Regions from separate parts of the Homo sapiens genome. Here region 2 is linked to region 1. Evidence: read pairs that join two places in POLR2A ChIA-PET (ENCODE). Cell type or tissue: Panc1. All regions are shown on one strand. Links, peaks and the distances in the headings refer to the core of each region. The heading gives the core; the rest is flanking DNA. Region 1 has its middle 9.9 kb from the start of HOTTIP. Region 2 has its middle 95 kb from the start of TSL.

The links. Peaks named below come from ENCODE experiments on the same cell type or tissue, not always from the same donor. Only the 100,000 strongest peaks of a DNase experiment are listed, where the experiment ranks them.
Region 2: POLR2A ChIA-PET joins it to region 1 with 17 read pairs; 3 of 35 experiments call an interaction of 5 or more read pairs at or near these places.

What each region holds. Positions count from the first base shown.
Region 1 is chr7:27,207,596-27,212,975 of GRCh38, forward strand. No RefSeq gene overlaps it. Among named protein-coding and RNA genes, the nearest start is that of HOTTIP, 9.9 kb to the left of the region's middle. RefSeq lists enhancers at 2,752-3,252, 3,253-3,753, 5,309-5,380. In Panc1, for the core only: CTCF peaks have their summits at 2,939 and 3,159; a DNase peak (open chromatin) is centred at 2,919; H3K4me3 peaks cover 571 bases; H3K27ac peaks cover 503 bases.
Region 2 is chr7:27,518,292-27,523,671 of GRCh38, forward strand. No RefSeq gene overlaps it. Among named protein-coding and RNA genes, the nearest start is that of TSL, 95 kb to the right of the region's middle. In Panc1, for the core only: no CTCF peak of the experiment used is centred there; no DNase peak of the experiment used is centred there.

The DNA of each region.
Region 1 (5,380 bases), core at 106-5,105:
TAAGGGGTATGTAAATTAAAAAAGAGAAGAAAGTGTGTGTACATATTTTACAATAATCTCGAACGACTCCAACTATATGTTGCAGAAGCCATGAGCTCTCTGCCCACTGTCTGTGGGGTATCAGCAAGATTGACTCCTACCAAGCCTTGGGCACAGTGGTGGGTTTAAGGGTCCCATGTCTCCAGATCCTAAGATGGAGTTCACCGCAGGGGTGAGGGCTCGGGTCAGGGTAAGGGTGGGGACTGCAGAAGTCAAACAATTCGGAGGAAGAGGGAGAGGGGAAGAGAGAAGCCACAGACAAGCCAGGAGACAAAGAGGAAGGGAGAGATGGGAGGGAGAAGAATAAGAAGCAATGAAACTGTAATTCTCCACAAAAATTTAAGCTACAGCAGCTCAAAGAAGGCCTGTTTTTAAAGCTTAGCAGAAGCCCATTCTCCGCTGAAGCCTGTTCTTTGTGGAAGCCTGGCTGGGGGGCAGTGGGGGCGGTGCCACTGTCGAGTGTTCCTTGCCATTTAGGTCCAAAGCCTCCCTGTGATTTCTGTAACTGCACAAAAACAATCTGGGCTTTAAGAACCTGATTATTGTCCAGAGTTAAATGCAGGCTCGACCTTCTGCCCATAGAGAGTCCAAACGCATGAATTCCTGCTGGTATCAGCTTCGGAGGCAGAGGTCGCGAGCTGAGCTTGGGACAACCCTTCAAGCCTGCTAGCAATTACCTGCTCTCAGCCACTTTTAAAAGGCCATATTTCTTTACATTTCTAGGATCTAATGTGAGGTTATGTCAGGTCATGGGACCCTAGGCTGGTGCAAAGTAATTTGATGTCACCAAGAGCAAGCAGACTCGTTTGTCACCCTGAGGAATAGAAGTCCCTGTGATTTCTGCTGGGAGCAGAGCAGGGTTGCTTGGCTGGGGGTGTGGAATCCAGACAGGGGTCCAGTGTGGGCCTAACCAGGTGAGCTGGGAGGGGACTTTCTGGATCGTGTGTGTGTGTGTGTGTGTGTGTGTGTGTGTGTGTGTGTGTGTATGTTTGTCTGTCTCAGGTTGAGAGGATTAAGGGATCAGCTCTGCTCCAAGCTCACACAGCAGCCCATTGGAACTCAGCATGTGACCTGGACTGATCCAGGCCCTTGGATCCCAGGTTCACTTGTGACATGATCTGGGTCTCAGTTTTTCTGAAGCTAAATCTGGTTAGCCCACCTGCAGTCCTTTCTTCCCCTAGCCCTTACCCACTGCTACTTTAATAGTCTGTAGCTGATTAAATAAAACAACGGAGTCTTCCTACCTGAGGTTTATCCAGCCATTAGGTGATTGGTGGGAGCACAGAAGGAGTCATAGCCCTTGTACCCCTTTGGGGAAACACTTCTGTGAGTGATAAGAGACGGCTAATGTCTCAGTGAAGGGCTTCAAGGCATTTGCTAGAATGGCCTCTTCCACTATTTCCAGTTCTTCCATTTTTTCAAGGGGGGTGGGGGTTGTAGGGGGTTGTGTAACAAAGCCAAAGAACAGGGTCCCTTAAGCCTTCATTTGAGAATCAGGGAGAGTGCGAACCCTGGAGGAGTATGGGTAGGCAACTTGATGGGTAAAATGGAAAAGGAAGAGGCCGCTTCCCAGAGGCCTGGCCGATGCTAGGTCCCAGAGACTTGAGCATGACAGGGTGGGGGGCCTCCTACAGAAGCCCTGGAAACTCTATCGGTAGAGCTGCCTGTGGGGGCTCCACAATGTCCTGGGATTCATACATTGAAATGTGGAGCATGGTTCCTTGGCCTTCTATATCATTCCCAAAAGGAGTATACTGGTGCCACTCTTCCTGACAATTCTAGGATGATCTAATGCCACAACTAATAGACTGAGAGAGCCTGGGCAACATGGAGAAACCCAGTCTCTTTAAAAAACACAAAAATTAGCCAGGTGTGGTAGCATGTGCCTGTGGTCCCAGCTACTGGGGAGGCTGAGGTGGGAGGATTGCTTGATCCCCAGCAAGTTGAGGCTGCAGTGAGCCATGATAGTACCACTATGTTCCAGCCTGGGCGAAAGAGTGAGACCCTGTCTCAAAAAAAAAAAAAAAAAAAAAAAAGACTGAAGGAGAGAACTCAGACTCAGACTCAGCCAAAGTGGTCAGCAAGGAGGCACACCCCTACAAGGCGGACCCCATTTGAAGCAGGCGAAGGCACCCAATAGAGAACCTGCAGTGAGCATCTCAGAGGCACATGGAGAGGCCTGCACAGAATTCTCTATCTTTTGGCCATAAGGTTAGGAGGTGCTGGTGGGGCCAGAGGAGCTCAGATAAGAGCCAGCTCTCTATATGTGGGGCTCATTTCCATGGGGTTGTGAGAGAGGCCAATCCTTCACAGAAATTAGAATCTGGATGCAAGAAGGCAGCCAGGATCAGATCTGGCCAGATGGCCCCACGGCAGAGATGGGGAAAATGTCACCTTCGAATCCTAAGAAGCTAGGCTCCTGTGCTTTGCCAAAGGCCTCGTGGGCAGCAGTCTGTAGCTCCAGCGGTTTTGCATGCCAGCCTCTGGACTCACTTAACTTCTGCAGCAATCTGTTGGTCCCCAGAGCCACTCTGCACCCTCCAGGAGAACCTACATATGGGCGCTCCAGGGATTTGCCCGCATTAGGATCAGGAGCCCCAGGAAGAGTTAGATGGGAATCCAGGCATCCTGGGCCCTGTGCTTTCGGTGGACAGCTAGATCTTTCTTGTCAAGGTGGAAATAGCGTCTCTGCCCTGGGTGGGAACCCAGACCCAGCCCTGCAATCACGCAGGCAATAAAGTAAGCACTCCACTGTCGACGGGGAGGCCAGGGAGAGAGAGGCTTCTCTTTGAGGCCTCCCACCCCCATCCAATCCAGGAGGTTGCAGTCGCTGTGGGCGGCGGCGGAGGATGCTCGCAGGACACCGCTGCAGTTGCGACCTCTTCCCACTAGATGTCTTCCCAGTTAATCGGAACTCAAGGGCGCTGTCTCTGCTCCTCGGGCCGAGACTCGGTTTCCCCTGCCGCTTTTTGAAGTCTAGCATTCCTCTGTGAAAGCTGGCTTTTCCCTTTTTTTCCTATACTCCCCTTCCCGCCCTGCGCTCTAAATCCTGGCTCTGGAAATCCACCAGAATCAAATGCTGGCTCCCTGCGGGCCCGCGTCGGAGCGGCTCACGCCATTGGAATCTTTTTATGACCTTTGATGTGTTTAAATAACATGGCAAGTCTGAGCACACACCTCGGATTAAACTTTAATCGGCTGCAGTCAAGGTCGCCCAGGTGGTAAAAGCGTTTCCTCCGACGTCTCCTGGCAGACGCTGCGGGGTCCAAGGTCTGGGGCAAAGCCCTAGGCCCCCGCCATACCCTCCTGCCTCTGTCAGGCCTGGGTGGGGGCCAGGCCCAGGGCCACCCCATCGAGCTCCAAAGAGGACTAAGGAAATGGGATCGGAGGTAGACACTCAGGGTGGGCTAATGACCTGAGCACAGTTTTTATAGCTGCTAGACAGAATAGTTAAAAATTCCAAGAAGCACTTTCAATTTCCCCTGACTCCAGAAACTGGTTGAAGGTCTAGTCATGGTCAGTGCCTTATTGCCTCCTCCCCATGGCTCTGCTCCCCTAGGGAGAAAGGGGGTGCTGGTAATGATGTTGCGGCCAAGTTAGCTGACTGTTTTTAAGGTCACCAAACCCATTAACTGTGGGCCAGGATCTAGAACCCAGGCTAAAGCAGCCCTTCTGTGTGTCAGGCTAGACAAGGTTGGCTTCAATTTTATCTGGGATGAGCATATCTTTCTGAGCCAGTATACCTGTCATGGAGAATTGTCATGGGCAGTATTTAGGAAAAGCTCCAAGAACAGGGCAGCATATGTAGTGAGAGCTTACCACTGTGCTTTTAAAAAAGAAGGAATGTACAAAAGGGCTAGAAGGACAGACAAGTCATCAGTAACAGTGCTTCCCCTGGGAAGAACTGGTGTTCAGAGGATCTGAGTAGAGAATTTTTTTTCTATAAAATCTTTTTGTAGTGTTTGTGAAGTGCACCAATTGTATGTATTAGCTATTGAGGTTATACTTTTCAGAAAACTGGTTACCCTATGTATCTCATGGCCACATATTCCTTTGGGGAATTTCCTCCACACATCATACCAGCCTTGGATTCAGGGGAGAACACTGAAATAAGTTACCCCAAGGCTTGAATCTTAGTCTTACGGACATCAACTCAGATTTCCATCCCCTGGGAGAGGTTCTCAGGCCTCTCTCTCTGGGCTTACCCCTAACTTGTAAATGAACATGCCAGCCCCAGCCATTCACAAAAGAGAATGCGTTGTCTCAAAACGAATTAAAGCCTGATCTTCAATTTTCCCCCAATCCCTGAGTGCCTAGGGGTTTGCAGAAAAGGCCCACAAATGCTCCTCCAGACCAGAGATTCCCACAGCCCCTTGACATGTATATTTGGTTTGTCAATTCTTGTCTTGAAGACACTATCAAGTGTCTTCAAGGGCCACATACTAGACTGACCTGTTGATCTCTTGACTTAGAGATAACACTATCACTGTCTAAAATTAGTTCTCATAGTGCTTCTTCATGGCCTTCTGGGGGCTGCTAATACTCTTTATCTTGATCTTTGTAGTAGTTACACAAATGTATACATATATAAAAATTCAGTGAACTGGGGGCTTAAGATTTGTATGCTTTGCTATACGTAAGTTATATGGCAATAAAAAAATTTTTAAGTGCTTCCTCCTAACAACCTGTGAGGTTGGTCCCAAGGTTATTACAATCATCTCCATTTTACAGACAAAGCAACTAAGACTCAAGGGAAGCTAGGGTCCCAGGCATCTGTGGAAGAAAATAACCAGCCAGAGACTAACCAGCAGCTTCTTCCTCTGGGTCTTGCTGCTTCAATATCCAGCTTTCTTTTCCAGCAGATTTCTCAGGTGACAGGAGCCGGTTCAGTATAGAGAGGCTCTTTTTAGAGAGATTGTGAGGTAGGAACATGTGGTCTGAGTCTTCAAATTTTTTAGTCTTGGCGTAGGGAGTCAGGGAGGGCACGCGCCCAGAGGGTGTGGGGCCTAGAGGGCCCCACTTGTGTGCCTCTAATGAGGAAGAGGGCCCTCAGGGCTTGGAACATATTTTCTTCTTATTCCAGTCCTCCAAGCCCACACGCACCCGAGGCTCAGGAGACCTCTTCAGGCGACCGCACCCTTCCGCTGAAGTCCCCCACTTCTGCCCCTCCGAGGTGGGGTGGGGGTGTTCTGAAATAACGGTGGCTGCAGTTAGATGGCTGAGGACATAGAAAGCGGTTGTTATTTATTCCAGGCACCATCACAAAAGGCTTCCAAAAATATCGAGCCGAGATATTTTATTGTCCAGCCTGTCTGCAGCCTGTAATTATGCGTTCAAGATG
Region 2 (5,380 bases), core at 268-5,267, 310 kb after region 1:
GACAAACGTTTCATCTCTGAGACAAAGGGTCAATTCTAGGCAAAGCAAAAGCCAAATAAATGAGTTAGGAGTTAACTAGTAGAGCATACTTACATTAGCGCAAATAAGCTATCAGGTCTCCTGGTCATCTTGGCTCATAAAAGGAACAAAACTAAACCAAGCAAGGAGAATGAATCATGTTTGGCACTTACAGAGAGTGGTCCTCAGGTCAGGGTTAAGGTCATTAAGGGGAGGGAGAGAGAGACGAGATGAAAGCTGCATTTGCTCTGGAGTCTCTGGGATTGGGACTCTGAAGTGAAATTTCTGGAAGAGGTCTCAAATAGTCTAAAATTACCATAGAATACTTCAGTTCTATCCATAAATGGTATATAAACGAAGTTCAAGAGGCTCAAAACAAACATAAAAGACTAGTGAACTTAATATCATCTGAACTCAGAGGGGCTGAAAAGCTCCATCTGGAAGTGAATTAACTCTTTCAGGGCACAAGGCTATCTCTTAATGGTGCTGGGAGGAGTAATTCACTTCCAAAAGGCCCAGACCATCATTTTTACAAGGAGAACTGGCAACAATTATGCTCAATTCGTATGATTAAAGGGAAAATAGTGAAAAGATTTTAAGTTTTGATTTGACAATGTCCATGAGAAGTTTTCCACTCTAAAATCCTGTTTAGTATTGACACAATATTTATTCTAACCTACAGTAATCCAAACTCTAAAGTATTTTAGGCATTTATCATGTTTAATGACTACAGCAAATGCCAAATTTTGTCCTTTTGAAGATAAAATGCTGCACTCAAAAAGTCATGGGATTTGCATATACAGCCAGGGCTGAGAAACACACCCCAAACCTGCTTTTGATTTTATGAGTCTGGCTGTGAAGAAGGTTTCCATAGTTTCTTCCTCTGCCAATGTCATTATTTCACAGAGAGGCCTGCCAAAATGCAGCTCGAAGCTAAGCTTATGTGTCAGGTTTATTCAAGTGGCTCATTCTAGATGAGCTTTCTTGCTATCTCTTTACCAGGCATGACGGACTATCATTAATAAAAATGTATTGATCTCTGAATCTATTCCTGGCTATAAAAAAAACCTTAATAAATGAGATGGCTATATGAGCAATAAATAATACCTAACCAGAGAGAGTCCAAAAACTGTCAGAAGCACATGCCTCATGTTTTCTTAAACCCTTAACTATGGGGAATCAGAATTTTAGAGCTAAAACAAACCTTAAAGATCAATGGGATGCCCTCATTTTAAAGAGAAGGAAACAGATCTACAACACACACAGCTTAGTGCTGACCTAGGGCTAGAGCTCACGTCTCCTGTCTCCCAGCCCGGGAACCATTCTTGTAACCAAGGCATTCGAAAGCACTCCCTGTAGGCTGGTTGCAAAGGGCTTCTGATTTACTGTGTTTTCCTATTAATGCTCTAATCTGAATAAAGAAGTGTTCATCCCCTTTAGATATTCTTGAATTATTAAATGATGAATACAATTACATAGCAAAAGGTCATCTTCAGTCTGTCTGCCACCAATGAGAGACGATTCCACTTGCGCATCGGTATGATGGACACGCTAGTTTATGGGTCTGACACCTTGCATGGAATGTTACAAATCCCTATGATGTCCTTAAGCTCCCTCTTCAATTGAACTGAAAGATGGCTAAAAACCCCACTCAAGCAGACGCCTCCCCATTGGCTGGCCATTTGAGAATACTCAAGGGTGCAGTTACCGCAGCTGAGGCTGGTAGTAACTCGTGCTGTTTTCCTGAGCAGCAGCAGGCTTCTGATAGTAGCCTGGGTAGAATTTATGCACGTGGATAATTTTGCCCCATTCTCTGCTCAGATTTGCCTTTCTCCCCCCTATAATGTGGACATAATATACACATTTCTGATTGCTTAGAAAACAAGATAGAAATTTGTGTAATGTGAAGAATGGCCAAGGAGTAGGCCCAGTTCATTTGGTGTTCACTTACATGTGGACTCAGCTGTGGCTGAGCCGTGTGCTCCATTATAATGGTGTCAGATCAGTAGGATGGCAAAGAGTCTCTCATACACCTATTTACAGATTCCCTTGAGTAAATCAAACCTAGATTATTCTGAGATTCACCTCATGTCTCAAGGTCTACATAGCATGTTATGTAAGATTACATTTGCAACTGCTGTACTCCATAAGGGGCAATAGGTGCATGCTTTACTGTATGCAAGTACATAAAAGTTTAGACTAAGCTTGCTACCAAAAATGCATACTCTCTCTTCCAGAATTTCTCCAGTTTTAGCAGCATAAGCTAAACTTTTGACTAATAAACTTGGTCTGCTAAGCAAGAATCTTTAAGAAAACGTTTATGCAGTCAGTAATTCACCTAACATAAATGTAATGCCCTAGCTTTCACTCATTCATTCATTTATTCAAACGCTTATTGAGCTCTTAATGCTAGGTGCTGAACTCAACGCAAACCTCAAAGCTGATACGACACATTCTGTGCCGTCCAGCTCACAGTCTGGTGAGGAAGACAAATGAGCAAAGCTGCAAATATAATGTAACAGGGCAAGTCCTATGATGAGAAAGATGTCAACAAACTGCTGTGAAAACAGAGTGGAAACGACTGAGTCTGAAGTTGCTGAGGAAGGCTTTTTAGAAGACAACAGTGCTGAACCGGTCACGGTGCCAGAAGGGGCGGCATTCCAAATGGAAGAAATGGCATGTGCAAATGTACTGAGGTGTGCAAAGCATGGCACGTTTGGGAAAAGACAAGTATTGTGGGCAGTGGTGCTGGTGAAATAGAAGCCCCAGCAGGATGGCTTTGGAGACCAGACTGTATCCTAGGCTCAAACATTCTAAACAGGGTTGGCCGGATTGGATTTCAGTCTTAGAAAGACCTCTCTTGCAGCAGTGCTCAGCAATTGGGAAATAAAACCAGGCTGGTGGCCAAGAAGCAGCTTTAAATCTAGAGTCAGAAAGCTTAGTAGCTGCCAATGGCTGGGGGCCGGGAGAATGAGCAGTGATTACAAATGGATGCACGGGATTTTGCAGGGGTGATGGAATGTTCTAAAACTGAATTGTGGTGAGGGTTGTAAAACTCTCAGTTTACGAAAAGCCATTCATTGTATAAAAGGAGCAAATTTCATTGTATGTACACTATACCTTTAAAAAGCTGTTAGGGAAAATAAAAGGTGTCGCTGCAGATACTGAAGTGCCCTAGATCAGGGGTCTCCAACCCCCGGGCTGAGGACCAGTACTGACCTGGTCCGTGGCCTGTTAGGAACTGGGTTGCGGGGCAGGTGAGTGGCCAGCCGGTGAGCAAGCATTACTGCCTAAGCTCTGCCTCCTGTCAGATCAGCAGCTGCATTACATTCTCATAGGATCCTGAACCGTATTGCGAACTGCACATGTGAGGGATCTAGGTTGTGTGCTCCTTACAAGAATCGAATGCCTGATGATCTGAGGTGGAACAGCTTCATCCCAAAACCATTCCTCCAACCACCACCCATGGAAAAACTGTCTTCCACAAAACCAGTCCCTGGTGCCAAAAATGTTGGGGACTGCTGCCCTAGATAAGAACTGGTGAGGGCCTATAATAGGCACTAGAGATTTAGAATTAGCTAAGGAGAATGGGTGGAGGAATGGAGGAGTCAGGGATGGGTCCTGAAAGCCTGGGAGGAGTCGTGGGATAGGACCAGAAGGAGAAGCAGGGCTTTGGGGGAAAATGAGGAGCTCAGGTTTTGATATGCTGAGTTCAGGTCTTGTGGAACATACACCTAGAGCAGCGTTTCTTAAACTTTGCCTGACTGGCATTTTGGGCAGGATAACTATTGTTGTGGGTGCTGTCCCGTGCATTATAAGAGGTTTAGCAACATTCTTGGCCTCTGCCCACTAAATGCCAGTAAAATGGACAACCAAAAATGTCTCCAGCCATTGCCATGTGTCCCCCCTGGCAAGCAAAACTGCCACAGTTGAGAACCACTTATCAAAAGATCTTAACTCATGATATTTTCCTTAGGCTTTTTAAAAATTGAGAGGTAATTCACTATTTACAAGTATACAACTCAGTGATTTTAAAATATATCCACAAAGTTGTGAACCACCACTATTAATTCCAGAACATTTTCATCACTCCCCCCAAAAAACTCCATATCCGTTAGCAGTCACTCCCCATTTCCCCCTCTCCAGTCCTTGGAAACCACTCATCTACTGTCTGTATGGATTTGCCTATTATCCAATACTTCAAATAAGTAGAATCATACAATATGTGGCCCTTTGCATCTGCCGCCTTTCACTTGGTATGTTTTTAAGTTCATCCATGTGGTAGCATGGATCAGTACTTTATTCCTTCGTATGGCCAAGCAATCTTCCATTGTGCAGATATGACAGTTTGTTCATCCAATCATCAGTTGGGGGATATTTGGATTGTTTCCACTTTTTAGCTATTATGAATAATGCTGCTATGAACATTTGTGTACAAGCTTTGTGTGGATATATTTTTTTCCTTATGCATCTAGGAGTGAAATTGCTGGATCATGTGCCAACACTGTTTAACCTTTTGAGGAACTACCGAGCTATTTTCCAAAGTGGCTGCACCATTTTATATTCCCAGCAGCAATGTATAAGGGTTCCAGTTTTTCCATATGCTGCTATCATGTGTGATTGTCCTTATATCTTTTGTTTTCATTTCCAGAAAGCATTTAATATTAAGCTAGATGGTTTATGACAACTTCATAGATGAGAAAATGAATGGTCAGTAGAGGGTGGCTTGTACAGGGTCACACTCAGAGGTAATTCCTTTCCAGCACAAATATTTTGTTCGTGTTGAAAACTGTATAATTGATTACAATTCTATTCTATCCTTCACGTAAGATGCTGACGGGCTGAAATGTGATCTGATCTGTTTTTGCTGGTTCCTTTAATTTGCAGAGATTTGGCCACAGTTAAACCCCTTCCCTCTCAACTACTCGAAAGGCAGCATTTAGCAAGTAGCCTCTCTGTTGTGCCATTACTTCCCCTCGTTACTGGATCATTCCACTTCCATCCGTATAATCCCATAACATTTCCTATTTTAAAAATATAATAAAACTCCTCCTGGTCCCTTATTTGCTGCCAATGTCTATCCCATTTGTCTGTTTTCCTCTGCAGCAAAGCTCTTCAAGAATTCTCTATACTTACTGTTTCCAATTCCTCTCCCACTCTCAATCCAACTCTCATTTCCAAGACTCCACCAAAACTCTTGAAAAAGTCACCAGTGATAGCTCTTTTGCCAAATCCAAATGATTCTCAGCCCTATTACTCAACTCACAGATCATCATTCCCTCCTTAAAATACTGTTTTCATTTGGCTCCTGGGACACTGCTCCCATGTTTTTCCCCTACTTTACTGATCTCTCTGCTTCAGT